Linked DNA regions of Homo sapiens: region 1 is linked to region 2. Evidence: read pairs that join two places in POLR2A ChIA-PET (ENCODE). Cell type or tissue: OCI-LY7. All regions are shown on one strand. Each heading gives the region's core, and the rest is flanking DNA. Links, peaks and the distances in the headings are about the cores only.

What was found. ChIA-PET counts read pairs that join two places held together with the same protein. Peaks named below come from ENCODE experiments on the same cell type or tissue, not always from the same donor. Only the 100,000 strongest peaks of a DNase experiment are listed, where the experiment ranks them.
Region 1: POLR2A ChIA-PET joins it to region 2 with 5 read pairs; 12 of 35 experiments call an interaction of 5 or more read pairs at or near these places.

Annotation. Positions count from the first base shown.
Region 1 is chr3:129,028,836-129,044,367 of GRCh38, reverse strand. EFCC1 (EF-hand and coiled-coil domain containing 1) reads right to left here. Exons shown (of 8, transcript NM_001377500.1): 3 at 13,508-13,665; 4 at 11,402-11,549; 5 at 10,039-10,204; 6 at 7,251-7,391; 7 at 5,468-5,537; 8 at 3,626-4,656. The coding sequence ends at 4,520. Among named protein-coding and RNA genes, the nearest start is that of GP9, 24 kb to the left of the region's middle. RefSeq lists enhancers at 4,275-5,248, 5,249-6,224, 10,282-10,836. In OCI-LY7, for the core only: no CTCF peak of the experiment used is centred there; no DNase peak of the experiment used is centred there.
Region 2 is chr3:129,105,191-129,120,722 of GRCh38, reverse strand. The region is part of intron 1 of RAB43 (RAB43, member RAS oncogene family); the gene reads left to right. All of the region lies in intron 11 of ISY1-RAB43 (ISY1-RAB43 readthrough), which reads left to right. Among named protein-coding and RNA genes, the nearest start is that of RAB43, 8.8 kb to the left of the region's middle. RefSeq lists enhancers at 1-835, 7,904-8,404. In OCI-LY7, for the core only: no CTCF peak of the experiment used is centred there; DNase peaks (open chromatin) are centred at 4,152 and 8,192; H3K4me3 peaks cover 358 bases; H3K27ac peaks cover 580 bases.

The sequences.
Region 1 (15,532 bases), core at 2,410-10,409, 75 kb after region 2:
TGGCCAGGCTGGTCTGGAACTCCTGACCTCAGGTGATCCCCCGACCTTCACCTCCCAAAGTGCTGGGCCTATAGGCATGAGCCACCGCACCCAGCCTAGTTCACAGTATTTTAAAATTTCTCTTAAGAGTCCCTCTTTGACCCATTTGTTATTTGGAAGTGTGTTGTTTAACCTCCGAGAATTTTGGGATTTTCTAGCTATCTTTCTATTATTGATATCCAGTTTACTTCCATTGTCATCTGAGCCCATCGTATGATTTGTATTCTTTTAAATTTGTTAAAGCGTGTTTTATAGCCCAGAATGTGGTTTATCTTGGTGAAGGCTCTGTGTGAGCTTCAGGAGAATGTGTATTCTGCTGTTCTTGGGTATTCTATCCACGTCATTTAGATCCAGTTGACATATGGTGCTCTTAAGTTCAACTATGTCCTTACTGATTTTCTGCCTGCCGGATCTGGATCTGTCCCTTTCTGATAGAGGTTGTTGAAGTTTCCAACAAAAATAGTGAATTCATTTTTTTGGTAGTTCTATCAGTTTTTGCCTCACATATTTGCCACACTCTTATTAGGTGTATACCCATTAGGGATTATTATGTCTTTTTGGAGAATTGACTTGTTTATCATTAGTCTGCTCTGTCTGAAATTATTACAGCTACTTCAGCTTTCCTTTTTTTTTTTTTTTTTAAGACAAAGTCTCCCTCTGTCACCCAGCTTGGAGTGCAGCGATGCCATCTCAGCTCACTGCAAACTCTGCCTCCCAGGTTCAAGCAATCCTCCCACCTCAGCCCCCCAAGTAGCTGGGACTACAGGCGCACAACACCATGCTTGCTTAATTTTTGCATTTTTAGTAGAGACAGGGTTTCGCCATGTTGTCCAGGCTGGTCTCAAACTCCTGGCCTCAAGTGATCTGCCCGTCTTAGCCTCCCAAAGTGCTGGCAGTACAGGCGTGAGCCACCATGCCTGGCCAGCCCACTTTCGAATAATACTGTATTGCTTATGGGTAGTACAAATACCTTATAATGACAAAATATTCCTAGTTCTTCTCTCCTATCCCTTGTATCATTGCTGTCATCCCTTTCACTTGTATGTCAACTATAATAATTGCCTACACTGTTGCTATTAATATTTTTAACAAACTGTTGTCTTTTAGATCAAATAATAAGAAAAGTTAAAGTTTTTATTTTACCTTTATTTATTCCTTCTCTAAAGCTCTTCCTTTCTTTATATAGATCCAGATTTTGGACCTGTGTAATTTTCCTTCTCTCCAAAGGACTTCTTTTAACATTTCTTGCAAGCCAGGTGTACTGGCAACAAATTCCCTAAATTTCTGTTTGTCTGATGAAAGTCTTTATTCCTTCTTCACTTTCGAAATATAATTTCACAGGATACACAATTCTCGGTGTATTTTTTTTTCCTCTCTACACTTTAACTATTTCATTCCACTCTCTTCTTGTTTGCATGGCTTCTGAAAAGAAGGCTGATGTAAGTCTCACCTTTGTTCCTCTATAGGTTAGGTGTTATTTTTCCCTCTGGCTTCTTTCAAGGTGTGTTCTTTATCATTGATTTTCTGAAGTTAGAATGTACGATGCCTAGGTGTAGTTTTTTTTTTTCTTTTCTTTTTTGCATGTAACCTACTTGTGTTCTCTGAGCTTCCTGGATCTGTGTCTGACATTAATTCGGGGAAATTCTAAGTCATTATTACTTTAAACATGGTTTGTGTTCCTTTGTCTTTTTCTTCTCTTTCTGGTACTCTCACTGTGCATGTTATAGGTTTTGTAGATGTCCCGCAGTTCTTGGATATTCTGCTCTTTCCCCCACACTCCTCGGTCTTTTTTCCTCTTTGCTTCTCAGTTTTGGAAGTTTCTAGTGACATATTCTCAAGCGCAGAGATTCCTTCCTCAGCTGTGTCCTAGTTGCTAATGAGCCCATCAAAGGCATTCTTCATTTCTGTTACCGTGTTTTTCAGCTCTAGCATTTCTTTTTGATTCTTTCTTAGAATTTCCACCTCTCTGATTACATTACCCATCTGTTCTTACATTTGTCGACTTTTTTCCAAGAGAGCACTTGCATATGAATCACAGTTGTTTTAAATTCATAGCCTGATGATTCCAACATCCCTGCCATATAGCTGGGTCTGATTCTGATGCTTGCTCTGTTCTTCAAACTGTGCTTTTTGCCTTTTAGTCTGCCTTGCATTTTTTGCTAAAAGGCAGGCATGCTGCACCGGGTAAAAGGAACTTTTACCTTTTACCCATAGGTAAAGAGGCCTTTAGTGATGTGGTGGGAAGGTGTGGTGGGAAGGGATGTGTTCTATAGTCCTATGATTAGATCTCAGTCTTCTAGTGAGCCTGGGCCCTGGGCTGTGAACTTCTAAGGTTTTCTTTCTCTTAGGTGGGACAGGATGGCTGAAGGGAATGGAGTTGGGTATTTCTCTTCCCCCAGTTTGATTAGGCTCTAATAAAACCCTAGTGGGTTAGGCCCTGATAAAATAGTTTCTTTTGATGGTAGGCTTTGTTAAAAAGCACAGAATGTCCTGGCATATTTTTAAATGGTTACTTTCCCCTGTTCCTGCCAGAAGCACGAGGGGACTTTTTCTTCTATTTTCACCATGAGAACATAGTAAAACTCCTGGAGGTAAAACTCGCAAAAGTGTGAGAGTACCCCTGTGATGAGGTGCCCTGTGAGATAACATGGCGAAACTCTGTCTCTACTAAAAATGCAAAAATTAAGCAGGCATGGTGTTGTGCGCCTGTAGTCCCAGCTACTTGGGGGGCTGAGGTGGGAGGATCGCTTGAACCCGGGAGGCAGAGGTTGCAGTGAGCCAAGATGGCGCCATTGCACTCCAAGCTGGGCAACAGAGTGAGACTTTGTCTCACACATACACACAAAAAGAACAAAAAAGAAAGCTGAAGTAGCTGTAATAATTTCCGACAGAGCAGACTAATCATAAACAAGTCAATTCTCCAAAAAGACGTAATAATCCCTAATGTGTATACACCTAATAAGAGTGTGGCAAATATGTGAGGCAAAAACTGATAGAACTACCAAAAAATGACAAAGGAACCCATATGAGAGCTTTGAACTCTCATATACGTCCACAGTGAGTTTTAACCCATGTGTAGGTTCATGTAGCCACCACCATGATCAGGACACAGAACAGCTGGCCCTGTGACCGAGCTGGGACACATGGGAGCCTGCTTGGCCTGGGTCCCGTAGGCAGCACAGAGCCTGAGGTGCAGGGCTGGTGGACTCCGCGGAGATGCGAGGAGCAAGCTGGGCGCATCCCTGCCTGCTCAGACCACCTCCCCGGGGCCAGCTCTGCACATGGCCCCAGGGGTCCTGGGGCCGGTCCCATCTGGCTGGACCAGGGGTGGGCATGGCCTTTCTGTGGTGGCCACTGGCCTTGGTCTCTTTTATTCCATTTCCAGAGGAACCATCTGAAAGTTGCTGGGCCTGTGTTTCCCTGCTGAGGCGTTTGCAGTGGTTCCGTGAAACCCATAATCTTTGCGGCCCTCCCTCCACCTCCTCCTCTGCCCCTGCCCCTCCCCACCAAGGTTCAGAGCAGACTGGATTCCCCTGACTCCTGCAGTTTCCCCAGGCATCCCGAGGCTCGGAAAGACCCCTGGTGGTTGGGCTCTTACAAACTTTATTTTACCTCCATTTAGCACTGGTTTCACCCCCATGGCACTGTTTGGCAATGGATCTTTCTCTCTAATGACAGTCTAAGTTAGGTGAGACTGGGTATCTTGGCCTACTCCTTCCTGCAACCCCATGACGCAGTTCAGGAGGAGGGGCTCGCAGTTCAGGAGTTAATGCGTGTTCAGGAGCAGGGGCTCCAAGCACTGCATTCCTGGGGCCCCCCTCTGGTTCCACACCTTTGCTCTTGCCATTACCTTAGATTCTATGCCCTTCCCTCCTTTCTTTACCTGTCTAAATCCTACCTGTCCTCTAGAGCTGGTTCAAGGCCAGCTTCTACCAGGGAGCCTACAGTGATTGTTCCTTCCTTGGAATTCCCTCAGCCTTTCCTAGTCATCAACATTTCCTGGGGTGTGGAGTGCTTTCCTACAGACCAGGTATCCCAAAGGTTGGGCCCAGTCTCCGTTGCAGCAGGCATGCCAGTGGGAGGAAGGAGACAGTGCTGGGAGGGGAGGAGATCCTGAAACTCTGGGGAAGAGATTTGGGGTCAGACTCAGTCAGAAAGTGGGCATCTCTGCCCTGAGGGCAGGGGAAAGATACAGCATCAGGTGCAGGCTGATCCAGCAACTGCAGGGCTTTAATGTGGACTCTGGTGGCAGGAATGCAGGGGCTGCGAGGTAATGTGGAGGAGCCCGAGGAAGGGGTGGCTGCCAGGTGCTGCAATGGGAGGCTCTGGGCTCGGGCTTAACCTTGGAAGGAGCCAGCAGAGACTCAAGTTCTGATGATGTGACGGTGGTCAGACCAGCTGTCAGTGGTTGGGCTGATCATGGAGGCTGGTCCAAAGGCAGTCAGGCTGAGCAGGGTGCCCACAGGGTGGGCCAGTAACCTCAGCAGGAGACGAGGAGGGGGTTGGTGAGCGCAGCTGCTGCAGAGGCTGGTGCCGAGGGCTGTCTCCGCAACAGCTGGCAGGCAGCCAAGGCTTGGTGCAGGGCATCCAGGATGGCTGCAGGGCTGGGCCTTCCCTCTGGAGGGAAACAGCAGGCAGGGAGGGCAGGATCAGTCTGCTCACCTTCACCCACAGAGCCACTGTCCCTCCTTCCTGAGACCCAGCCACTCTTACCCGCTGTGCCCCTCCCCAGCCCTGCCCAGCTTCCTCGCTCTGTGGACCACCTCCCCCTGAGGACCCTGGAGAGGGGACTTGGAGCACACAATTTCTGATCTCCTCCATGAGGGCAGGGACTGCTCAGGGCAGTGGGTGCATCTGAGCTCTGCCCAGTGGTGCCTGGGGAGGACAGCGAGCAAAGGGCTCTTGGTTGCCTTGTCAGCCTGTGAAGACCCGTGAGGCAGGAGCTCGGCCTGGCTGCCCCAGGCATAAGCTGGCATTCCTGCTGTTCTGCTCCCTGAGCTTCGTCTAAACACCGGGTCCATGTTATTGAGTGCTTAAGGGAGATGCCCCAGCCTCGGGCGTGGCCAGCACTTGACCCCTGTGCCTCAGTCTCTTCCTCTGTGGAAAGGGGATAACAACTCATTCCTTCTAGGGCCATTGTAAGGATTCAGGGGTTTAAAAACCCTTGGGGCACCTCCCCCGCATGTGGCTGCAGTGCTGCCGGTGGCGCCCACCCATCCCCTCACTGGGCTTCTGTCTGGCACTTCTGCCTGGGGCTTCTGTGCCTCTGCTCTTGCTAAAAGCCCCTTCAGCTTTCTAAAGCATGCAGGGCAGGAATAACATGATTGTTTTGCAGACAAGATGCTAAGCATGAAGCACACTGGAGTCTCCTCCTCAGGACACCCTCCAGCCACTGCGTGGGCTCTGAGAGACTAGGGTGCTCTCCTACCGTGGGTGGGGTCCCTGAAAGCGTCCAGCGTGCTCAGCAAAATCTTCCCCAGGGCTCTTTTCGATATGTTCTTAAAAAGAAATGGAAACAAGGCTGGATTAGACTGGTTGCTGTGTCCCTGTTCAGCCGATGGGAACTGGTGGCCCCTACGGGCTTCTAGGCAGCTCCCTGGGGACAGATAAAGCTCCTCCCCCACCCTCATCGCTTCTTGGCCCCCTACCCCTAGGCTGGCCACACTGCACTTCCCAGAGACTCTTGGAGGGCGAGTGGGGCAGTGGGCAGGATCCATGCCATCAAAGATCACGTACCTAAGGATTACCATCTGTGCCCAGGTAGACACTGAGAAATAACCCTAAGAGCATTTTAATGCATTTGCTCATTTGATTTTTGCAACAACTTATTTTATTATGCCCATTTTAACCAGCAGAAAAAAGCAATGCTGGGAAAGAATGCGAAATTTGCCAAAGCCACCCAGCTGGGAGGTGGAGGGGCTGCATCATCTACCGTGAGGCTGCATGGCCTATGGCCTCTGCTGGGAACCACTGCCCTTGCCTGCCTGGGCTAGGATTGGCCTCTTGGGGCCCATCCCCAGGTCTCTGCTTGCCTAGGACGTGGACATTGGGCTGGACCTCGGCAGCTCTGGGTCCCAGGCAGCCCAATGCACAGGGCACAGCCCACTTCAGAGCCCCACAGACCTGGGTCTTGCTTTCTTTCTAGTCCTTATAGCCTTTCTCTTTCCTTTTGCTGCACTGGATGGAACCTCTGCTTCACATGAAAACAGTGATGACAGGCATTCTTGTCTTGAGTCTGATTTTAATTTTAATTTTTTTTTTTTTTGAGATAAGGTCTTACTCTGTCACCCAGGCTGGAGTGCAGTGGCACAATCTCAGCTCACTGCAACTTTTGCCTCCTGGACTTTGGCAATCCTCCCACCTCAGCCTCCCAAGTAGCTGGGACCACAGGCATACACCACCATGCCCAGCTAATTTTTTTTTTTTTTTTGTAGAGGTGGGGGTTTCACCATATTGGCCAGGCTGGTCTCGAACTCCTGAGCTCAAGCGATCCACCCACCTAGGCCTCCCAAAGTGCTGGGATTACAGGCATGCACCACCAGGCCCAGCCACATCTGATTTTAGGGGGATTCCTCTGAACACGTCACCAGTCAGTGTGAGATCTGCATGAAGTATTTGGTTGAGAGCCCTTATCTGGTGAAGGAAGATCCCTACTATTCTTAATTTGCTGAGGGGTTTTATAATCAAAGGAGATTGAATTTTATTGACTTCCTTTTCTGCATCAATTGAGATGATCATTTGGTCTTTCTCCTTTAATCTGCAATGTGGTGTATTTTGGTAATAGATTTTTTGATGTGGAATCATCCTTGAATTTGTAGGATAAGTCCAACTTGGTCATGTTGCATTTCTTTAAACACTGCCAGATTTGGTTTGCTAGTATTGTATTTAATAATTTTGCATCCATGTTTAAATGTCACATTAGTTTATAATTTTCCTTTCTTGTCTTTCTTCCATTTATCCTTTTCTGGTTTTGAGAACAGAACCAGAAAAGGATACATACAAGAGTTTTATTAGCTTCTTAAAATGACCTGGGGAGCCCCCCAACCCTATTTTTGGTTGGTTCTTCTGAGCCTCCATTTCTGCATCTGTAAAATGGGATAACAGCTGCCTACTGTAAGGAGAGCCTAGAGCCTGGTGCCTGACACAAGTGGGGCTCCCTCCCAAGAGCTCCTTTCCCTTCCCTGAGTGTGGCAGCTCTCCCGTGAGCCTACCAGGTCCCGGAGCCTCTGCAGGAGCTGCAGCACGTCCACCAGCTTCTCCTCCAGCAGGGACAGCCGCACCCTCTCGGTCTCTACCATCTGCAGCTCCAGCCTCAGGTGCTCATTCTCTTCCACCTTCTGCTGCAACTCTGCCTGGGAAGAGAAGGGGCTCAGTGCTCACTTTGCTGGCCTCTCCCAGCCTTCCAGGTGGCAGGATCAACTACTCCATCTCCCCGAGGCTGGTGCTGAGGCCCAGAGAAGCTGAGTGTGTGGCCTAAAGCCACACAGCGGGTTGGACTGATGTAAGAGTTGTATATTTTGTTTCCCACTCTAAGGACTCCATTCTCCCTTCTCTTCTCTGGTTTTGTTTCTTTCAAACAAATTAAGTTTAGTGGGAAGCTGCAGAAGCCAATCTGGCTAGCTTACACAGAGAGGAAATTTATGGCAGGCTAGTGGGCAGATCCCAGAATGGACTAGCAGCTGGAGAACCTCAGGAATGGGACAGGGTTGAGACAGTGGGAGTGTCCCAAGCCTCTTATCCAAGAGCCACAGCCGAGAAAGACCCTCTCCAGCCATCCCCATCCCCCAGCATGGAGAGCCCCAGGAGAGGGGCGTGGTTGGCCCAGTCGGAGTCTTGGGCCCACTCTTGGCCAGGGGGCCACCTAAACCGTCAGTTGTACCCAGTAACACTAGGATGCCAGGCAGTCACAAAGTGTTTTGTGGCCCCTGCCTTCTAAAGCAGGCATGCCAGGCACGAGGCATTCCCTTCCCCTGGCACCAATGGAGGGAAAGAGAAGCAGTGGAAAGTGTGGTGCCTGAGGGCACTCAGGGTCCACCCTGGGCTTGGGCAGGAAGAGGGAAGGCCCAGTGCCTCTGCTCTTTAGGGATGTGACTGGAAGGCCAGCTAATTTTAGGATCCTCCAAGCCCTGTTTCCTTTAAATATTCTTAGAAAAGGGGTGGCTATGCCCTTCAGAACTTTGTGACTGCCAGTTTATTTCCTGATGGCCCACAACACTCCACCCTCCCCAGCCACAGGGCTATGACTTTCCTGAGGGGTGCCTGGGCAGGCAAGATCAAGGCCTCCAGGAAACCAGAGCGGTGGTGGAGAAAATGTAGAAACAACTTTCAACTTAGGAGACCTGCACAACACAGAAGAGTGCTAGAAACAGGGACAGCCGTGGCGCATGTTTGCTGAGCACTCACCACAAGTGTTCACCTGTTTGATACATGTGTATAGTACCATTATTATGCCCATTTCACAGGTGAGGAAACCGAGGCACAGAAAAGTTGAGTAACTTTTCCAAGGTCACACAGGAAATGGAGTCAGGATTTGAATCCCGGCAGTCTGGCTTCAGCACATAACCGCCATGCCATGCTACTTGGTGTTAGCAGCCTTCTCTGGGGAGTAAGTGAGGGGTGGCCCTATCCCGGTGCAAGGGTTCCAGAAGCTGGAGGTGGTGCAGACCCGATCTCACTGGAAGGTTTAGCTGCAGCCACACTGGCTTGCCCTGTAATGACATTCAACTTTGTTTCCTTTTGCACATTTCAGCAGAATGTTTGCATAGTCCTGGTCTTTGTCCAATCTACTGCAGCGCTCCAGGGCCTGCTACCTTCTGTCTTGGTCTCTGATTTCATGCACTAAGAGGCTGGAGCCCAAACAGGCCCCTCTGCTCCCTCCTGCCCCCAGTGACTCAACCCCTGGCCTCAGGGTGGAGTGGTGTGGCTGCCTTGGTTCAAGGTGGGCACACTGGCGTGGATGCGGCATGGGCTCCCAGCCCAGCCCATTTGACCTCTCTCAAACTGTTTCCTACCTCATTGGGCCCTTTGAACATAAAATAAGACAGAGCACATCAGCACCGAGCGTGTGGTTCATGGGTTGTACAAGTCAGCTGGTATCATTTTTAAAAAGTTATTTAAGGAACTAGGACTTCATCAGGCCATATATAAGTAAAAAGCAGTACAGACTTAGAATTTCAGATGTATAAATATAAAACTATGTCAAAACCAGTTTGTAAAAGCACAGTGGGCTAGGGCTTAGTGAAATGACAACTTTCAACAGCATTGCACACTTGGCTACTGTGGAATAGAGACTTTCCTATGGAGTAGAGAGAATGAGAAATGCGAAGTGGTCGTATTGAAATGGAGACAGCTGGATGCTCGGCCCCCCTTTCCCTCTTCTTCCTACCACACTTCCTTTCTTTTGGGAAACTGCCCCTGCTCCACTTCATCTGACTTTGGTGGCAGTGCCAATCACTGAACCCGCCCCACCACCACAGGGATTGGCCCAGGGACGGGCACATGACTGAGGTGGCCAATCGGAGTTCCTCCCTGAGATTTCATGTACTAGGAATGAGACTCATTTTCCTGTGAGGGCTTCCCAGGTGGGCTGATGGAAGTCTAGGGCTGTTCATGGTCCTGTCTTCCCTTCCCCCATCATATGGAGTAAGCCCTTTTGAACTAGGGGAAAGTGAGGCCACCTCCTACAGAAAAACACAGCAGATAGATGGAGACAATCTGGTCTGAGTCCCTGGACCCAGCTGTGCCTGAAGCCCAGACCATCTTCTTCTCAGCTCCATGTTCCAATATCTGTTTTGCAATCAAGCTAATTTGAGGTGGGATCCTTTAATTTGCAACCAAAATATTTCTTATTAAATTTAAATCAGAGGAAATCACCTCCCTCTGGGCCTTGGTTTACTCATCTGGGAATGAGGCACAAGACTTGGCTGCAATCCCTCAGACCCTTCCAGCTGTGAGATCCTCTAGAATTGCTCCAGCCTTTGATCTCTAGGCTCTGCTGACCTCCTCCTCAGAGGTCCCCAGGGTCCTCCCACCGCAGCCCTGAGTCCTCAGCTGCTCCACCAGCATGGCAATGCAGGCCTCCAGCTCCCCCAGGGTATGGGCATGGTTGGCACCGCCGAAGTGACCAAAGTAAGTCATGAGCTTCTCCGCCGTCTGGTCATCACACCTGCAGCAAAGGAGAGGGCCCGCATTGCAGGGGGCTGCTTCCCAGAGCCCGCTCTGTCCAGCCTTGGAGAGGTGGTGGTGGTGTGGAGTTGGCCTCCTAAAGCAAAGCCAGGCCACGGCACCTGCCTGCCCAGTACCCTCCCATGGCCCCCATCTCACTCTGAGGAAAAGGCAAAGGCTTCACCTGATCTGCCCCATGAGCTCTCTGACCTTCCCTCCCACCCACCTGCACTCACACTGCTCCAGCCACAGTGGCCTCCTGGCGGTCCCGCCAACATGCCTCAGGGCCTCTGCACTTGCTCTTCCCTCTTCCTGGAATGCTCTTCCCCCAGCATCTGCATTGCTTATTCCCTCATTTCCTTCCCTGCATCTCCCTGCCCCGCCTCTGTCCCTGTCCCTGTGTGACCCCTCTTCCTCAGGCCTGTCACACTCACTAGAGGATCCAGAAGAAGAGGCCACTGTCTGGTTTACTGCGATTTTCCCTGTGCCTCAGATTTTGCCTGGCATGTAGTAGGTGCTTTATAAGTGCTTGTTGACATGAAGAATTGGTGGTAAAAACAACCCCAGAAAATCAACAGCATTTTACCATACATTAATAACTGTTGCCCCCACCGGCGTTCCCACCTACTGTGCACCAGGCACCTGTTAGGCATTGTATATCTTTGACCTCAAATCCTCACACAGCCTCTGCCACACAAGTGTCACCATCCCATCTTAGAGACAAGAAGACTGAGGTTCGGAGAAGCCAGGTGACTTGTCTGAGGTGTCCCAGGTGTCCTGGGCCTGTCCTCGGTCCCCATGGGGGTGGAGGTGAGGATGAAACAGGGAGCCAGCACCTGCCCGGGGCCAGGCTGGAGAGCTGTGGAAATGGTGTGTGGCGAGGGGTGATGGGTTGGGAAAGGGTCTGAGAGGAACACTGGTGTCTGGGAGTGCTACAAGAGCTCCAGTGCAGGTGCTGGTGAGAAAGCACGAATGGGAATTAAAGCCAGCCACGAGATGTGCCCTGGAAGGTCATCCCACTTCATCCTCTACATGCTGGTGGGCCTTCCCACCTCCCCCTGAGGGACAAGGGGACAGAGTCGCAGAGGGGCTGGGAGGTGGCTGAGCCAGGCTAACCAGCCTCCCAGGTGCTCCTGGCTTCCCCAGACACCTCTGGAGCCTGCGGCCCACAGTGGCTGACGCTGGACGGGCCACACACCTGCCTCTGCAGCTGGAGAGCCGGGCCAGCAGTGTCTTGGCCTCGGCTGCCGGCGTCTTCTTCTCCTCCTGCCACCTCTCCTCCTCCACCTCCTCCTCGTCAGAGGCGGCCTGGCCCTCCACGGAGCGGAACAGCTGCTCGTCCACTGCTGGGGAAGCACAGGATGTGGGGATGCAGGACAAAGGGTGGGGAACCAGGCATCCCTCCCCAGGGGGACATGTGCAGCGCAGCCCCAGGGGAGGGCTCTTGTGCCATGTCCCCTCTTGAGACAGCCACCCCCACATCCCAGGCTCCTGTGCAGTGAGGCCACCAAGGCTGGTTCTGTCTCCTTGTAATGTGACCAGCCCAGGAGTGAAGCTGGCCAGTCAGAGCCCCTTCCTGGGACTTTACACAGGGACATGGGGAGAAATGCTCTCTTTTTCTTCTCTTTCTTTTCTTTTTCTTTTTTTTTTTAGAGACAGGGTCTCGCTCTGTCACCCAAGCTGGAGTGCAGTGGTGTGATGATAGCTCACTGCAGCCTCAAACTCCTGGGCTCAAGTGATCCTCCTGTCTCAGCCTCCCAAAGTGTTGGGATTACAGGCATGAACCACCGTGCCTGGCTTCTTCCCTGTTTTCTAAGATGACACAAGCCAGGCCCTGTTTGTGGTCTCAGAGGTAAGTGTTATTTCCATTTTAGGCCATACCAACCCCAGTCAGGAAAGGCCAAGCCAGTCTCTTAGGAGCTGGGGTGGGCTCCTCACGGTACAGGCACCAGGATGGACAGATTTTCAATGCTCAGGGAACTACAGGCGTCTAATGTTTGGAGTAGTGTGGAGGAAGGGGGTGTGACACATGTGACTGTCTGCGGTCCACAGTATTGCTTGGCCTTGACGGTGGGCTCCCACCTGTGTCAGCATCAGGAAGCCTGGGGGTCTGTGTGGCCCCCTGGTGTTCTGCTGCCCAACCTCAGTCCCCATCCCCGTCCCCAGGGGAGTCCCACTCCCTCCTCTTCCTCTCCACCCAGCTCCAGGGGCACTTGAGTCAGGCCCGGCCAGGCTGAGTGCAGCCTCCTCTGCAACTAGTTCAGGAAGGGCAAGGGACCCAGTGGGAGCCACTGGAGTTAACCCAAGACTTGGACTCAAAACTTGCAGGGAAGAGAAATGCCCTCCATGCTTCTGGCTTGGGAGTTGAGAGGACCAGGCCTGGAGCCACTGGTGACCATCTTGCCACTATGAGGGGAGTGCCTGCTGTGAAGTGAATCACTGTAGAGCAACGCAGGGCCAGGGGTCCAGACAGCTGCGCTGCTGACACTTCAGCTGTGCCTGAAGCTTGTGTGGACTTTTTAAGTTATGTGAACCAATACATTCTCTTTTAACTTAAGCCGGTTTGGGCTGAATGATCTGACACTGGGAGACAAACGATGTCCTAACTGATACAGCTGTTTAAAAACAAAACCAGGCTTATGACCCCACCCCCACCACCCCAGAGAATCACATGCAGAGATCCGGGGTGGGCCTGGGCATCCATGTTTTTCTTTTTTCTTTAGGGGGGCAGGGCCCCACTCTGTCACCTAGGCTGGAGTGCACTGGCACAATCTTGGCTCACTGCAGCCTCTACCTCCCAGGCTCAAGTGATCCTTCTGCCTCAGCCCCCACTCCCCCTCCGAGTAGCTGGGACTATAGGCATGTGCCACCACACTGGGCTAATTTGTTTGTATTTTTGGTAGAGACCAGCTTTTGCCATGTTGCCAGGCTGGTTTCGAACCCCTGAGCTCAAGCAGTCTACCCGCCTCAGCCTCTCAAAGTGCTGGGATCACAGGCGTGAGCTACCACATCCAGCCTGCATCCATGCTTTTAAAGGTGACCCTGGCCACCTGGCAAGTTTGGGAACATCTCAGTGTATCCTGACCTCCTGATGGCTCTACACACCCCAGATTCTCTAGGCCCAGGTTCTTAGGATGATGGGGCTGGGGAAAAGGGCCCCAGCCCAGCCTGAGCACCTGGTGGGAGTGGGCTCTGTTTGGAGGCTGGTGGTAGCATGGATGCAGACAGGCCCTTGAGAGCAGGGCTGAGCACAGCCGGAGGGACTGTGAGCCTGGCAGGAAGACTGGGCGCACAGGGGACAAACCTTCATCCAGGGCTCTGCTTCCAGAGCTGCTGTCTGACTGCCAGGCTCCCTCTGGAGTGGGGTCTGGGTCTCTGGTCCCAGCATCTTCAGGTTCATTACTCTTGTCTCCTGGCTCTGGGTTGGCTAGCTGCGGGGTTGGGAGCTGGGAATCCTCTGACCTGCAGCCGTGGGAGAGACACAGGCATTGAGGAGGAGAGTACAGGACTCTTCCATTCCCCACTGTACATGGGCAAGCTGTCTATGAACACCCATTGTCACCCTGGCAGAGTCAGCTTCCCACAGTCCAGGAGGAAGTGCTAGATACTCAGATTCCCAGCATCCCTTGCAGCTAGGGCACAGGCATGGAACCCAGTTTTAGCCAATGGGACTCAAGGCAAAATCTTCTGCAACGGATTTTCATCCTTATAAAAAAAAACCTCTAGGAAAAGAAATGCCCCTTCCTTCCTGCCTTTAGACATTGTCATGTGAGAATGTGATGTTTGGAGCTGCAGCAGCCATCTTGTGACATGAAAAAATGTCTGAGAGAATTACTGAATAGCTGAACAAAAGCCTTAATGTCTTTTAGCTGTTGAGTTCATCAGCCCTAGGGCCACCCATCTCTGTACTTCTTATTATAGGGGAATTTTAAAAAAAGTTTTCATTGTTTCAGCTACTTTTTGTTTGTTTGTTTGTTTTTAAGAGATAGGGTCTCTATGTCACCCAGGCTGGAGTGCTGTGGCATGATCTTGGCTCACTGCAGCCAAACCTCCCGGGCTCAAGCGATCCTCCCACTTCAGCCCCACAATTAGCTGGGACTACAGGTATGCGCCACCACACCCAGCTAATTTTTGTATTTTTTTGTGGGGACAGGGTTTTGCCATGTTGCTTCCGCTGGTCTCGAACTCCTGAGCTCAGGCAATCTGCCTGCCTCGGCCTCACAAAGTGTTGGGATTACAGCCATGAGCCACTGCACCTAGCCTACTTTTTTTTTTTTTAATTTTTTAAATAGAGACAGAATCCTGTAATCCTAGCACTATGAGAGGCAGAGGCGGGTGGATGACCTGAGGTCAGGAGTTCGAGACCAGCCTGGCCAACATGGTGAAACCCTGTCTCCACTAAAAATATAAAAATTAGCTGGGTGTGGTGGCACACACCTGTAATCCCAGCTACTTGGGAGGCTGAGGCAGGAGAATCGCTTGAACCTGGGAGCCCAGGAGGTGGAGGCTGCAGTGAGCCGAGATCTACCACTGCACTCCAGCCTGGGCAACAGAGCCAGACTCCATCTCAAAAAAAAAACCAAAAAACAAAAAACAACAGAATCTCACTGTGTTGCCCAGGCTGTTCTCAAACTCCTGGTCTTAAGAGATCCTCCAGCGCCTTGGCCTCCAAAAGCACTGGGATTTCAGATGTGAGTCACCACACCCAACTAGTTTAAATTGCATTTCTGTTCCTTGCCCCCGAAAGCCTTTAATTGAAACATCTCCCTTCTCTGGGCTTTGGGGAACCTACATTACACCCCACCAATCACTTTTCTTGATATTTTAAGGGCCTGACCTTTTGAATATTCATTTTCCATTTCCCTGCAGTTACAAGATAGGGGAGAAAGAAAAATCTATCATAACATGCAAATATTCACTAATAAATGGGCCACTTATTAAACTGGCCACTTTATACTAGCATCTGTCCCTCATCCATCTCGTCGTAACAACCCGATAGAACCCAATATGAAGCAAAACCACATCTTGGAAAAGGGGAGGCCGAGTGGTGTTGGTCAGGGGGACACGGGAGAACTCGAATCGCAGGCAGAGCCACTGATGCGGGGCTGTGGCAGGGCTGGACTGGAATACAACCGAGGAAGTGAAAACCAGCAGGATGAGCACCAGCCAGGAGCATCAGGAGAGTGCTCTGCTGCACGAAGAAAACCTTTAAAAAAGCCAATGAGGCTGGGCACAGTGGCTCACGCCTGTAATCCTAGCACTTTGGGAGGCCAAGGCGGGTGGATCACGAGGTCAAGAGATTGAGACCAGCCTGGCCAACATGGTGAAA
Region 2 (15,532 bases), core at 4,038-12,037:
TGGAACTTTACTCGACTAGGGCCAGCCCCGGTTCCCTCCCCCAGCTGGAGTTTGATAGAAACTGAAAACTTCACAGATACCGGAAGGTGGGGGAGAGAACCAAGCTTTGGCAATGGCTCCGAATAAAAACAGCAGGATGTGGTTGCCACAATGTCCTGGCAGTGGTTTGATAAATATTTGTGATGAATGAAATCAGAGTTTCTTAACCTAGGTGTTAGTACTCCCTAATCAACCAGGAGATCCTGGGCTGAAGGCACTCAGTAACTTTTCTGAACCGCACTGTACAGAAATCTTTGCTTGCTTTCATGGTTTCGAGCCCCCATGATCTTCAGGACACCCTCAGGGCACAGGGCTGGGACGATCTCTGCCAGGGAGATGGGAGTCACTGGAGCCTTGCTGCTGCTGGGCTCTGCCTCTCCGGGTGGCTCTAGGCCTGCTCCTTGTTGCCTTTGGCTAGGATATGTAGCTCTTTGTCTTTGTTTCTATAAAATTGGGATAATTTCTGGGTGTTGCCTCCCTCCTGCCCCAAGGTGGAGAAAAAAGTAAGTCAACAGTCTTTATGTGTCCACAGTGCCTCTCAGTAGATGTGACGGGGAAGCAGAAACTCCTGCCTGAGGGGTTTTATTATTATTATATTTTAATCGTCTTCTGGGGTCTGTGTTTTGGTCTCCGTGGATGGAAAAGAGCAAGGTGCAGAAGGCAGCTTTGAGTCACTCGGGACCACCCTTTTGGAGCAGGTAGCCAGGGAAGGGCTGGAGTGGGTGGAGTGTCCGTTATTGAGTGTGCCCAGTGATGATGCCAGCAGCTGCAGGGAAATGGGAGTGTGAAAATACAGGCTAAAGAGCAGTGGTGTCCTCCTCATGTGCTATCGGTCTGTGTCTGGAGTGTCTGTGGTGGCCCAGTGCTGACGGTGGTCAGGGAGGGGGCAGGGTTCCTGTTTACCTGTTGAGATAACAGACTGTGTCCCAGCAGAGCTCCTGGTTTACTGCGCACGGGTTATGCAATGCAGGGCCAGGCAGTTCGTTATTTTCTTTCCTTATGGTTGCCTCCAGATTGTCCTTCCTAGGAAGCAGCCCGGGGCCCAGGGAGCAGAAGAGCTGTGTAGCTGTGGTAAACACCTCTCCAAGTTATAGCCGCTGACCTTCTTGAGAGGCTGTTGGGAATCAGCTGGGTTACAGGTGCATTCTCTGCTGACTGGAGGGAATTCTTACCCCCGCTCACACAGGATGGAGCCTGGGCACACAGCTAAGAAGTGATAGAGGTGGGAATATTTTTCCCAGTTTTTCTGACTCCAAAGCAGATTTCTCCCCCATAGTGGACAGCTTTTCAGAATCCCGTTGTCTGTGGTGGGGAAGCCTCTGGCAATTGTTTACCACCTCATTTTGCCGGCAGGAAAACCTGAAGTCTAACTCACTGCAGAGGCTCCAAATTAAAGCTGGGCAGCCGTGAACTTGAGGGAACACTGTCCTTCGAGTCAGGCTTCCTGGGGTCCGCTGCCGCAGCAGGAGCAAGCCATTTTCCCTCCTCCATCTGTAAAGTGCCTCTGAGTAGTCTTTTGGCAATGTGATTTTAAGTCAAGTTTTTTGAGGTCTAATTTACACACGGTAAACCTTCACCACTTGAGGTGTTACAGGTCTATGAACTTCTCAAACTTACACAGACAAGCAGCCACATCACTATCAAGATGGAGAATTTTTCCACCAACCCAGAAAGTTCTTTTGTTCTTCTGTAGTCAGTTCCTTTCACCTCATCCTGTGGCAACCCCCGATCTGTTTTTTGTCTCTGTAGTTTCAGCAGTGTGATTTTAACTGAAAGCCTTGATGAACCAGAGCTTATTGTTGTTTTTTCTGTGGAAAGCAAGTGCACATCAGGGATTCAGTGTAAAACCTTTCCAGGGGCCGGGTGCAGTGGCTCATGCCTGCAATCCCAGCACTTTGGGAGGCCGAGGCAGGAAGATTGCTGGATGTCAAGAGTTCGAGATGAGCCTGGCCAGCATAGTGAGACGTGGTATCTATTTAGAATAAAATAAAATAAACCTTCTCAGGGCCTGTCTTGGGAAGCCCGAGATGCTTGTCCAGCAAGCATCCAGTCTTATATCCTAAAGCTTTCCCTGTGATTCTTTACAATGATGCTGGGTTTTATTAGAGCTTCAGGAAGCTTAGAGATGGATCACCTGGTGGTTTTCTAGCTCCTGTGAGCTTGGAGGTACTGAAAGGTAAGGAGAAAAGCCAAGAGGTCAGAGAGAGGGTCAGAAGGGCTTTAACTAGCTTCCCAACCAGTCAGAGCAATACCTTTATCTAGTTGTAGGTTGAAATTCTTGTTATTTGACTAAAGAATTCTCCTGCTAAAAAAACCGAAACATTTGAGAATCACAGATTTAATCAAATTACTTTATTTCTGTAGCCACTTCCCATTACAACCAGAATAACCTCCAAACACCTTCCCCAAAGAGATGGACCTCTGGAAGGAGACAAAGTTGGAGAGGCAGACAGAGGCCCATCTCTACCCTTCACTGCCTGCTCTCCAGCTTCACTAGCCCTTCAACATGGTGGGCTTACCCCTGCCTCAGGACCTTTGCATCTCTTCCCGTGCCCATCATACTCTGCCTCTAGATCCCCACGTAACTGCTACTTCATCATTCAGGTCCCAACGCAAATGCCACATCTTCAGAGAGGCCTTGCCTGATCTCCCAGGTCCTCTATTCTGTAACTCTATTGTATCTGGTCATAACACTTACCACAGCTTCAAATTAACTGTTTTTTTCTGTCTGCCCCTATAGAAGGTAAGCTCCTTGAAGACACAGGGATCCAGTGGGCCAGTGTCAAACACATGGTGTCCAATATGTGCCTGTTAATTGGTTCCTTTATAGAGAGAAAGCTGAGGCCAAGGTCACTTACAACTCTGTGGCAAAACCAAGGGTTTGGCTGGCTCCTAAGCCCAGTCTTCATTTTTACTTGACCACCCTTCTGATTTGCTCTGAGTTCATAAAGATGACCGTGAGATTCTGAAAGTGAATGGATCTAATAAAAATGCAGTTGTGGCCATTGCATTCACTGAGAGAAGAATGTGGAATGGGGCATTTTAGAAAGATTGGGGTTGACAGTTAAAGAGTTTTAGGGTGTTTGGTTTATTATTAACCAAAACGTGTAGATATACCCAAACGGCTCAGAGACACTGCTGTACGAGTCAGTAAGGCTTTGTATATGGTGATCATTTCCAGTGTTCTTGTGGATGCATTTGACTGTAGCTATGAGAACTGGACTTATAAAGTGAATCTGAGTGCTGCTTATCTTGCATACTGTGGAGTCTCTGACAGAGAGCACTGGACTAGGAGTCTGAAGTTCTGAGTCTTGCTTCAACCCTGCCACAGACTTGGGCAATTCATTTTTTTTCTCCTTGGAGCCTCAGGCTTCCTCATCTGTGAAATGGGACTAATGGTCTTTGCTCTGCCTCTTTCTTAGGGTTGTCAGAAAACTTTGAACATGCTTAAAATAAAGTTTCCATGACTTACTTTTGAATAGATAAACCATTCACATGGTTCAAATTTCAAAATTTTAAAAACTTCAAAGGGTATATATAGTGAAAAGTCTCCCTTCCGTGTTTGTCCCGTAAGCCACCCAGTGTCCTCTAAGAAGAAGCCATCAGTGTTACTCATTTCTTATTTAAAAACAAGGATTTATAAATATATATTTTTTTATTGCTGCAGTTACTGTTTTCCTCCCTAGATGAGACAGATTAGGTCTGAATTTGCCCCTCCCCCACCCCTCCCTCCTCCCCACCTCAGTGTCCTCAGGAAATCTCAGCTGGCTCTAAATCCTTAAAACATTCTGAAGCTCCTCTACTCACTCTTATCTGGGACAACACAAAGGCCTGTTATGTAAACTCGTTTTTGCAGATCACTAGGCACACCGGCCTCAAGTCCAGCGCAGAGGTCAGCCTTATGGAACTGTACCCCTCTATTCAGCTCTCTCTCAGGCTCACTGTCTGCTCGCTAGGGATGCTGCCAGATCTCTCCTTCATAGAGGTAAAGTCTGTGCCCTTGGGCCTGGACCTCCAGATTTCAGGACCTTTGGCCTTGACTCTCAAGCTTCCCCTTGCCCTAGGAGTCAAATTTGTTTTTGTAGCTGCTCCTGGCACTTCAAAAAGAGGGGGCAGGGCGGGATAAGAGGAAATGGTTTCTGGTTAAAGTTTGCATTCACAGTCCTTCCAATCAAGAGTCTAGTTCTGCTCATCTGTTCTTTTCCTATTTGGATAAAGTTTGTTTGACTTTTTCAGTTTTCATTAGAAATAGCAAAAGGACTGTTAGATAAGAAAGAAGTTCTAGGTCGTGCTGATTTTCTGAAGAAATCTGTTCTTGATACCAGGGACAGCCATCCTAATTGCAAAATAAACCTTGCCTCTCGAGGTTTCTTAGAATCCTGAGACAGCATGTCTGGTGGAGAGATAGTGGAAAGAGGGCCAGCTTTAGAACTGCACAGCACCAGGTTAAATCTTATCCTCAATGGATATGTTCTAAGACCCCCAGTGGATGCCTGAAACTTCAGATGGTACTGAACGCTATATAGACTATGTTTTGTCTTATACATACATGCCCATGATAAAGTTTAATTTATGAATTAGGCACAGTACGAAATTAACAACAATAATTAATAACAAAATAGAACAGTTATAACAATATGCCAGCATCGCTATTCCTGCGCTTTGGGGCCATTATTAAGTAAAATAAGGATTCTTTGAACACAAGCACTGTGATACAGTACATGCTGGACAAAGGTATGATTCACATCCCAGGTGGGACGGAGCAGGATGGCGTGAGATTTCATCATGCTACTCAGAATGATGTGCAATCGACTTATGCATTATTTCTAGAATCTACCATTTAATATTTTTATTTGTTTTTTTGAGACAGAATCTCACTCTGTCGTCCAGGAGGGAGTGGAGTGGTGTGATCTCGGCTCACTGGAACCTCCACCTCCCAGGTTCAAGCGATTCTCCTGCCTCAGCCTCCCAAGTAGCTGGGATTACAGGTGCCCACTACCACACCCAGCTAATTTTTGTATTTTTTGGTAGAGATGGGGTTTCACCATGTTGGCCAGGCTGGTCTCAAACTCCTGACCTCAAGTGATCCACCCACCTGGGTCTCCCAAAGTGCTGTGATTACAGGTGTGAGCCACCGCGCCTGGCCTACTTAATATTTTTATTTTTTATTTTATTTTTTGAGACGGGGTTTCGCTCTTGTTGCCCAGGCTGGAGTGCAATGGCATGACCTCTGCTCACTGCAACCTCCGCCTCCTGGGCTCAAGTGATTCTCCTGCCTCAGCCTCCTTAGTAGCTGGGATTACAGGCATGCACCGCTGTGCCTGGCTGATTTTGTTTTTTGTTTTTTGTTTTTTTTTTAGTAGAGACAACGTTTCACCATGTTGGCCAGGCTGGTTTCGAACTCCCGACCTCAGGTGATCTACCCACCTCGGCCTCCCAAAGTGCTGGAATTACAGGCATGAGCCACCACGCCTGGCCCTACTTAATACATTTAGAGCAAAGTTGATGGCAGGTAGCTGAAACCTTGGAAAGTGAAACCATGGATAAGTGGGGGATACTGTACCATAGGCATGTGACTTTACCTCTTCAAATCTGTCTTACCTGCAAAACCCCTACCCTTAAGGACCTGGCCCATAGTGGATCATCCACAGATGGGAACTGATGTTGGTGTGTAACCACCTGATGAGAGAGAGTGGATTGCGGGGGGTGGGGGTCAGGAAGCTTGGTTTCTCAGCCTAGTTGCCCAGCTGACCGTAAACAAGTCACTTCATTGACCTGTTGTCCTATCAGTAAAGTGAAGACAATAAAGGCAAGAGACTGGCCCCTGTGGCTATGCTCGTACTAGAAATAGAGCTATACAGTGACCCCAAACTGATCAGGGATTGTGGGAAGTAGAGGCACACAAGGCCTTTACCACCTTTTGTCTCCATGCTGTGACTCAGGATATCCACATGTCTGCTTTCCTTGCTTTCCTCTTGTTCGTTGTTTAGCCCTTGTAGGTTTCTTTACCTTGCACTGGCCTTTGTGTAGTGCTCGGGCTGTGATTGGCCTTTGCTGAGACCTCATGCTAGGCGGTTTTCCTGGGTGCTTTGGGTATGAGGAATTCTCAGAGTTCAGTAATAAGAGGAGCAACTCTCCCTCAAATGTGCATGCGTTTTATAAGTTTCCATCGCTTTTCTCATGAGTTGTTGCATTTGATCCTCATAGCCACCCTGTGGGAGACTATCCCCATCTTACAGAAGAGGAAATGAAGGCCCATTTGTGGCAAAGTCTGAACCAGAGCCAAGCTTTTCAGCTCCTAGTCTGGTACTTTTCTCCTCATTGCTGTCTTGTGCCCTCTCCTACTACCGCAAACACACACAAACCCACAAATGAAAAAAGTTGGGACTGATTTAAAATCTAGGCCATCTTGTATTGCTTGCATTTTACACATTGATTAGCAGTGTCATGTCAACATTTTAATGCCCAGTACTTATTAAATAAATGTTTATTAATTCAGATGAACTGGGGGTAGTGTTCGGAATGGCCAGTGTGAATGACAGAAAAATCCCACTTTCTAGACTGGCCTGTGAAATGCTGTTTTATTGTTGATGTGGCAGCAGAAGCTAACCAAATGCTGTTACATACCAGATCTTTCTTTTTTTTTTCTTTCGAGACGGAGTCTCGCTCTGTCACCAGGTGGAGTGCAGTGGCGCGAGGCGTGATCCCGGCTCACTGCAACCTCCACCTCCCTGGTTCAAGCAGTTCTCCTGCCTCAGCCTCCCAAGTAGCTGGGACTACAGGCACACACCACCACGCCTAGCTAATTTTTGTATTTTTAGTAGAGACGGGGTGTCACCATGTTAGCCAGGATGGTCTCGATCCCTTGACCTCGTGATCTGCCTGCCTCAGCCTCCCAAAGTGCTGGGATTACAGGCGTGAGCCACTGCGCCTGGCCACATATCAGATTTTTCTAACCTGCTTTGGGTTCATGAATAAGGACCGTTTGCCATTAATAGCTCCTATCCAGATACCATTAAAATCAGCTCTCCTCTACTTGCACCAGTTTGCCTCGCAAATCTCCCTTTTCTGGATTGGAAGAAGGCAAACTTAATCCCAGAAGCGGTGTGTGAGCACTACTTGTTAGAGGTTTTCACCTGTGCTCGTGAATGACCACTCTGAAATCCCAAAAACAGAGTGTGGCTAGAGAGTAATGTGACTGGTGTTCAAAAATAGCCTAGGGCCGAGTGTAGTGGCTCATGCCTGTAATCCCAGCACTTTGGGAGGCCGAGGCGGGCCGATCATGTGGTCAAGAGTTCAAGACCAGCCTGGCCAACATGGTGAAACCCCATCTCTACTAAGAATACAAAAATTAGATGGGCATGGTGGCGCATGCCTGTAATCCTAGCTACTCGGGAGGCTGAGGCAGGAGAACCACTTGAACCTGGGAGGCGGAGGTTGCAGTGAGCCAAGATCGTGCCACTGCACTCCAGCCTGGGCGACAGAGCAAGACTCCATCTCGAAAAAAAAAAAATAATAATAATAATAATAAAAATAACCTAAAACTCAAACGTGTATATGAGTGCTATCCCTTTCAGAGTCATCTCTTTGAGTAATTGTATATGCATTTCCCGAAGGTTTCATCCGCTGTGATGCTGTGTTCAGAAACTTCTCTAGAACCTGCACCTGCTTTGGTGGGTATTCCAGGGGTGGGTTTGATAAATAAAAACAGTCAAAAGAAGCCTGGACAACATAGGAAGACCTCATCTCTACAAAAAAATTAATAATTAGCCAGGTGTGGTGATGCATGTCTGTAGTCCCAGCTACTGAGGAGGCTGAGGCGGGAGGATTGCTTAAGTCCCAGAGATCAAGTCTGCAGGTAACTATGACCATACCACTGCACTCCAGCCTGGGTGACAGAGTGAGACCCTGTCTCAAAAAAAAAAAAGCAACAAAAACCAGCCTGCCTACCATAATGTTAGCAGTTCTTCTGTCCAAAATGAGGTCTGGCTATAAAATAATTCTGGTTCATGTTAGGCAATTCCTGTATGTGCTGGGCACTGGCAGCTGTTGGAGTAAGTGTACTGCCTTCTGAGGTGACGTCTCTTAAAGGGGGCAAGGTGCATTTTGATTTGAGAGACCTAAAAGCCTGGCCTTCAGCTAACAGCATGAGGGCTGGGAGTCATTTCCCCTCCTTGCATCAGTTTCCTCACTGTTGCGTGATGAAGTGAGACTGGGTGATCTCAGAAGCCTCTCTAGGCTCTGTTATTCTTTGAAAAAAGGCCCTTGTCATTTCAAGCCAGATAACCTCCATGCCCACCATTTTTATGGCCATGGAGTATAAAAATTGGATATTTTTAAAATTAAAAAATTCTGTTTACCATTTCCAATTAAAAACTTTGATTTTGGGGGTTTTTTATTCTTGACTTTTTTTTTTTTTTTAAACAGGGTCTCAAGGTCTCACTCTGGTTGCCCAGAATGGAGTGCAGTGGCATGATCTCAGCTTACTGCAACCTCTGCCCCTTGGGCTCAGGTGATTCTCCCACCTCAGCCTCCTGAGTAGCTGGAACTACAGGGCATGCGCCACCACGCCCGGCTAATTTTTTGTATTTTTAGTAGAGATAGATGGGGTTTCACATTGTTGCCCAGGCTGATCTTGAACTCCTGGACTCAAGAAATCCACCTGCCTCAGCCTCCCAGGAGTGCTAGGATTACAGGTGTGAGCTGCCGTGCCTGGCTTTACTCTTGGCTTTTAACTGTGTGTAGGTCCATAAATAGTGGGTGATTTCGTGACCAAAAAAATGGATCTTAGTGTCAGAGTAAACTTCAGTTTGCTAGTTAGGAATTGTTAATATCTGTCATGTTTATATATTTTTTTCAATATTCCCAATAAGAATAGGACTCTCATGTTTATATAGAACAGAATCAATTTTATGAAATACATGAAAATTCTATGAAATATGTAGAAAAATCTCTTAGAAAAAAATCAGTTTTATTATTGAAATCTCAAGGCCAATACTTCAGTGTAAACTCTGACGCTACAGTTTTCTTTGGGTTTCTTTCCCAGAATAAGCCCTCAACATGTGTTGGCTGCATGAGTGGGAGAGTGAGGAGCAGGATCAACATCTGATGGGAGGGTGCTGCTGGATCCCATGGCTGGCAGCACAGGTCTCTTTTTTTTTTTTTTTTTTTTTTGAGACAGAGTCTCTATCACCCAGGCGGAGTGCAGTGGTGCCATCTCAGCTCATTGCAACTTCGGCCTCCCAGGTTCAAGTGATTCTTCTGCCTCAGCCTCCTGAGTAGCTGGGACCACAGGTGCACACCACTACGCCCGGCTAATTTTTATATTTTTAGTAGAGATGAGGTTTCACCATGTTGGCCAGGCTGGTCTCAAACTCCTGACCTTAAGCGATCTGCCCACCTCGGCCTCCCAAAGTGTTGGGATTACAGGCATGAGCCACTGCGCCCAGCCATGGACTCTTGAAGCTCTACTAGAAGCTCTACTAGAAGAGTTCAGGAAAGGGCTGGAGGGCACCCTCCACATTTTAACAGAACACACGGAGGGAGAAATGCATGTGAAGTGAAAAAAGGAGACCACCTAGGAATTCGAGGAGTCCCCTACCCTTGGGAAGGCGCATGGTGATGGGTGGAAGGTGAGGTGTGACCAGATAGGCTTGGGGCCAGTTTGCTGTGCATTTGTGGTACAAGTGCATACATCAACAGATTGATATTTTGCTTTCCCTGAATTATCTTACCTTACTATCCTGTCTAAAGTAGCACTCTCCCAAGTTCCTTAAAAAAAAAAAAAATCTTTATGGAGATATAATCCACATATGATAAAAATTCCCCCACTTAAAGTGCGTGATTCAGTGTTTTTTTTGTTTTTTGTTTTTTGTTTTTTAATATACTCAAAGAGTTGTGCAGTCATCACCACAGTTGATTTTAGGATATTTTCATCACCGCAAAAGAAACCTCATCACCATAAGCAGCCACTCTCACTTCTCAATCCCCACCAACCCCTGGCATTTTTAATAGAGACGGGGTTTCACCATGTTAGTCAGGATCGTCTTGATCTTCTGACCTCGTGATCCGCCCGCCTCAGCCTCCCAAAGTGCTGGGATTACAGGCGTGAGCCACCGCGCCCAGCCACAGAATGTTTTCAACATTATGCCCTTACTTGCCTTGTTTTGTTTTTTTGTCCTAGTACTTTGCATTGCCCCAAGTCATACTTCACTTGTTTGTTACTGTTTGCTTCCTTCCACCCTCAGGCACTCAGCGCTGCTGGGCATGGACTTTGTCTTAGGTATCAAAGCACTTGGCACAGTGTACTTTACCTTTTGGTTATTGAATGAATGAAGGCAGGCAAGAAGGAAGCATACTCTTTCCCCATTTATCCAGCTACCTCTTGGCTTGCTTTTGTTGAATTGATCAGTTCTCTTCCACGTTGCCTTCTAGTAAGTTGGAAATATAGTGCTGTTTCTATTGATTTTATTAAGTTTTAAATTCATGTTTAAATTTATCTACCAGGATCTGTTTTTTTCACCTAAAGAAGACAAGAACCACCATAATCCCAACACTTTGGGAGGCAGAAGCGGGCGGATTGCTACAGCCCAGGAATTTGAGATTAGCCTGGGCAACATGGGGAGAACCTGTCTCTGCAAAAAATAAAAAAATTAGCCAGGTATGGTGTTGCTTGTCTGTAGTCCCAGCTACTCAGGAGACTGAGGTGGGAGGATCACTTGAGCCCAGGAGGTCGAGGCTGCAGTGAGCCAGGATCGCACCACTGCACTCCAGCCTAAGTGACAGAGTGAGAGCCTGTCTCACAAAAAAAAAGGAAAAGACAAAACCAAGCACACTTTTACTTTCTCCTCATTGCCCATTCCAAAATTTTTTTTACATTATGTACCAAGTTACTTAGACTTAATTCTAACTTTTAATATTATTATTATTATTATTATTATTTTAGATGGAGTCTCTCACTGTCGCCTGGGCTGGAGTGCAGTGGTGCGATCTCGGCTCACTGCAACCTCCACCTCCCAGGTTCAAGCACTTTTCCTTGCCTCAGCCTCCCAAGGAGCTGGGATTACAGGCGCCCGCCACCATGCCTGGCTAATTTTTTTTTGTATTTTTAGTAGAGACGGGGTTTCACTCTGTTGGCCAGGCTGGTCTTGAACTCCTGACTTCAGGTGGTCCACCTGCCTCAGCCTCCCAAAGTGTTGGGATTACAGGCATGAGCTACTACATCCGGCAACACCTCCTTTTTTTTTAAATGACATTGATTTTTTTTTTTTTTTTGAGACGGAGTCTCGCTCTGTCGCCCAGGCTGGAGTGTAGTGGCGCAACCTCGGCTCACTGCAAGCTCCGCCTGCCAGGTTCACGCCATTCTCCTGCCTCAGCCTCCCGAGTAGCTGGAAGTACAGGCACCCGCCACCACGCCCGGCTAATTTTTTGTATTTTTAGTAGAGATGGGGTTTCACCATGTTAGCCAGGATGGTCTCGATCTCCTGACCTCGTGATCCGCCCGCCTTGGCCTCCCAAAGTGTTGGGATTACAGGTGTGAGCCACCGCACCCAGCCAAATGACACTGATTTTTTAAATTAATTTACAGATCAGTACAAGCCATGATTTTTTTTTTTTTTTGTAGGAGTCACCTTGTAGTTTTTTCTCATGGTTTCCTTATGTTGTCTTTTCACTTGTTTCTTTATTCCTTGTATTTCCTGTAAGCTAGAAATGTGGGGACTCGATGAGCCTAAAGTTAAACCATTCTGGCAAGAATGCGTCCTAGGGGATGTTGTGGGCTTCATCCTGCAGCACAGGAGGCAGCCCCCGGTGCCACGTTCCATACTAGTAATGGGGCCTGTTTGATCACCTGGTTAGGGTGGTGTTTACCAGCTTTCTCCATTTCTGTTGATTTCTAAAGATTTCTCTTTGTTCTTTGGACTTATTTCTTGATCGCTTAAGAGCCACGGCCTTCCATTTGGAGCACCAGACCAGTTGAAATAGGGCTAAAAGGGAAGAACCCTTGGAACCTGGAAGGTGGTACTCTGTCGAGCTTAGTTATGGTTGTTGGCTGAGAATTACCCATCTGACACCCTGTATGTAAATTACATAGCATGGCAACTTGTGCATGGTTTATTTGTTCATTGATTCCTTAGGTACCTGCTCTCTCCCAGGCACTGTTCTAGGTACCAGAGAGAGAAAGGTAAGTAAGAGGCAGTCTCTGGGGACTCACCTCTGGTGGAGAAAATATATGTAGACAGGTAATTAGCATGCAATGCTATTAATGCTGTGGCTGTGGTAACTGAGGCTTCTGAACCAAGAGTTGGACTGCATGGCCTGACAAGTACTCATCTTTCACCTCCACACATTGTGGCAACAGCCAGCCAAACATGGACAGTCAGGGCTGTTCCTGGAAGGCAGGGCCATGTGGCTGCCGTGGCTGTCCTAGGGAGGTGTGCTGAGTTCTGTGGAGCTTGGTGGGGGGCTTTAATCCACACTCCTCAGGGCCACAGAGGCGTGAAGGGGAGGGAGGCCCTGGAAGATTCATGAGAGATTCCTAGGGAAGTGAGATGGGCAGGGCTTTGAACGCCATGGCTGCCTCTGTGCAGAGCTGTGGCCCTGGGAGGGAGGAGTGTGATGTTTGTCTAAGCTGCATGCAGCTGGAGAATGGGGGCAGATGAGAGCATGGCAAATACGAGGGCCAGCCTGGTGGCACTGGCAGGCTGTGGGCCTGGGGGCCATAGGCAGCGAAACAGCCAGCTGTGCCTGGGAGCCCGGGGAGGAGGGTTTGCTCTAGAGAGTTGAAGAGGTGACCGAGTGGCTTGGAGGGTGAGGGTGAGGGACTCGTGAGGCCAGTCTGGGCCATCGTTGATGACCAAAGTAGCAGGGAACTGGAGGGATGGTTTGAGGGTTGGGGTTGTTCAGTGTGGGCCATAGGACATCTGAATCCCTTGTGCCTGGGCCCTTGCAGCGGAGGAATTTGGGGAAAAGAGGTGTGGGGTTTACGGGAATTCTTGTGGAGGCTGTGAGGGCTCCAAGAGGCTGTCTACCAGGGACACTGGCACTTGCAGCCCTGACTCTGAGGATGCTGTCAATGTTTGCTGAAAACCCTTCCTGATGGGCCCCCCAGCTGAGCGGTGCCCACCGCGAGCTCCTGCACGCTGCCTTGGTTTCCTCATTACCCCAAATGTTTCCCTGGTGCTGAAAGGAGCCTGCAAGCAAGCAAGGTGTTTGGGTGGCAGCAGGCTGGTCGTGGATGCCCTTAGCTTCCTGCGAGGAAGAGGAATACCCGGAAGAGGTGGCACTTGGCAAGCAGATGAGGCAGGACTTGTTGGCCAGAGGCCAGGGTCGTTTCCCACAGTGCACCTTTTTCTCATCCAAGCTGTTCAGGAACGGGTTTGATTCCTGCAGGAGGTGCCAGTGGCAGTGAGATTTCTTGGAAGCAGTTTCTATGTGCTTGCGGAGGAGCCGCGTCCATGGTAAAGGACACCAGGCTTCGGAGTCAGACAGACCTCTGCTGATGCTTCATTCCTGTGACCCCTCAGACATAAGGAGTAATGAGACCCACCTTCTAGGGTTGTCACGGGATGAAGTGGCCTGACACACAGGGAGCACTGACAGACAGTGCCAGGTGCCCACAGAACTCTGCCTTCCTGGCTTTCATGGCCTCTGGCCCCTTGCTTTCACCAGGCCTGCAAAACGTCGTGGGTTACTGTGCTTCCTGGGTGACTGGGGAGGAAACTTGAACTGCGAGAAGCTGACAGGGCCATCCCTCATCACGTGCTGGTGGAGTACAGGAACAGGAACGCACATCCTGGATTTTTCTTCACTCTGCATCGCCACCAAGCCTCCCAAGGAGAGCTGCATTGTAACAAGGGACAAAGAAAGCCATTTCTCATGCTGGGCCTTCAGGCACTCATTTTTAAGAGGTGGGAGGAATTTTGGGCATGAGAGTCTGTCCTGGTCCTCTACTCCCCTATTGCAGAGGAGAATTTGTGCCCCCGACACCAGACTGCATGCATTGCAGTCTGCTCTGCCTGCCGCCAGCCTGTGTCGCTGGTCCAGCCTGGTCTTACCTTTCTTGTCCTTGCTTTGGTCTCTCTCCACCTGTCTGGCCAGATGGTGGCAGGCTGTGTCCTTAGCTGGTTAATATGCTAGAGGTTTTGCTGTCTTACCATGGTGCTTCACAGTGCTTCACTCCCTGGCCTGTGGCCTGCTTGTGAGCCCAGGGCCAAACCTTTCCCTGGAGGACCACAGCATGGTGGGAGGAGGGACAGCGGCAGTCAGGAGCTCGCATGGCCCACAAACTCCACCTCCTGGTTTGACTTACCACATCCCAAGACACAATGAAAAATAGCTCAGGAACTTGTATTTGGGTCAGTCTGACCAGTTTTCAGAGTTTGTCCTGAGAACTAACTTTTCCAAGGTCCCTCTCTAATATGAAGAAGCAAGGAACTTTCCACTGCCTGCTTCGTTACTCAGGAGAAAGTCTTGTCAAGTAAAACCTTCCTCTGTTTCCATTGGGAGGGACAGATGCTGGACACAGGTCCCAGAGCCGAACTTCAGTGGTGCTTTTAACCTAGTAAGCAGGATTGATTTCCCACTGGGGCACATCTGAACTCACTCAGTGGGAACGTGAACTAGGAATCCCTGGAAAGCAGCTTTCAGCCCTGCTGCACGGGCCTGACTACTGGGACCTGCCCACAGTGGACTGCTGATGTGTTGAGGCCCTTCTCTGTGCAGGCACTGTGCAAGTATTGATGGTGCCAAGAGGAATAAGACAGGGTCTTTCTCCTCAGGGAACCCATTCCTGATGGCAAGAGAGGGACATAGGAACCAGGAGCCAAGTGGTAGCCCGAGGTCAATTTCCACTACAAAGCCCGCTTTTTGTTTGTTTTTTAATGTTAACTTTTTTTTTTTTTTTTGAGATGGAGTTTCACTCTTGTTGCCCAGGCTAGAGTGCAATGGCATGGTCTCGGCTCACTGCAACCTCCACCTCCCAGGTTCAAGTGATTCTCCTGCCTCAGCCTCCTGAGTAGATGGGATTATAGGCATCCACCACCATGCACGGCTAATTTTTGTATTTTTAGTAGAAACAGCGTTTCACTATGTTGGCCAGGCTGGTCTCGAATCTTGACCTTAGGTGATTTGCCTGCCTTGGCCTCCCAAAGTGCTGGGATTACAGGCATGAGCCACTGCGCCTGGCCCTGTTTTTTTTGTTTTGTTTTGTTTTGTTGTTGTTGTTTGTTTTTTGAGATGAAGTTTCACTCTGTTGCCCAGGCTGGAGTGCAGTGGCACGATCTCGGCTCACTGCAACCTCCATCTCCCAGGTTCAAGCAGTTCTCGTGCTTCAGCCTCCTGAGTAACCAGGCTGACAGACATGTACCACCATGCCCAGCTAATTTTTGTATTTTTAGTAGAGACAAGGTTTCGTCACGTTGGCCAGGCTGGTCTTGAACTGCTGGCCTGAGGTAATCTGCCCACCTCAGCCTCCCACCCTGGCCTAAAGCCTGTT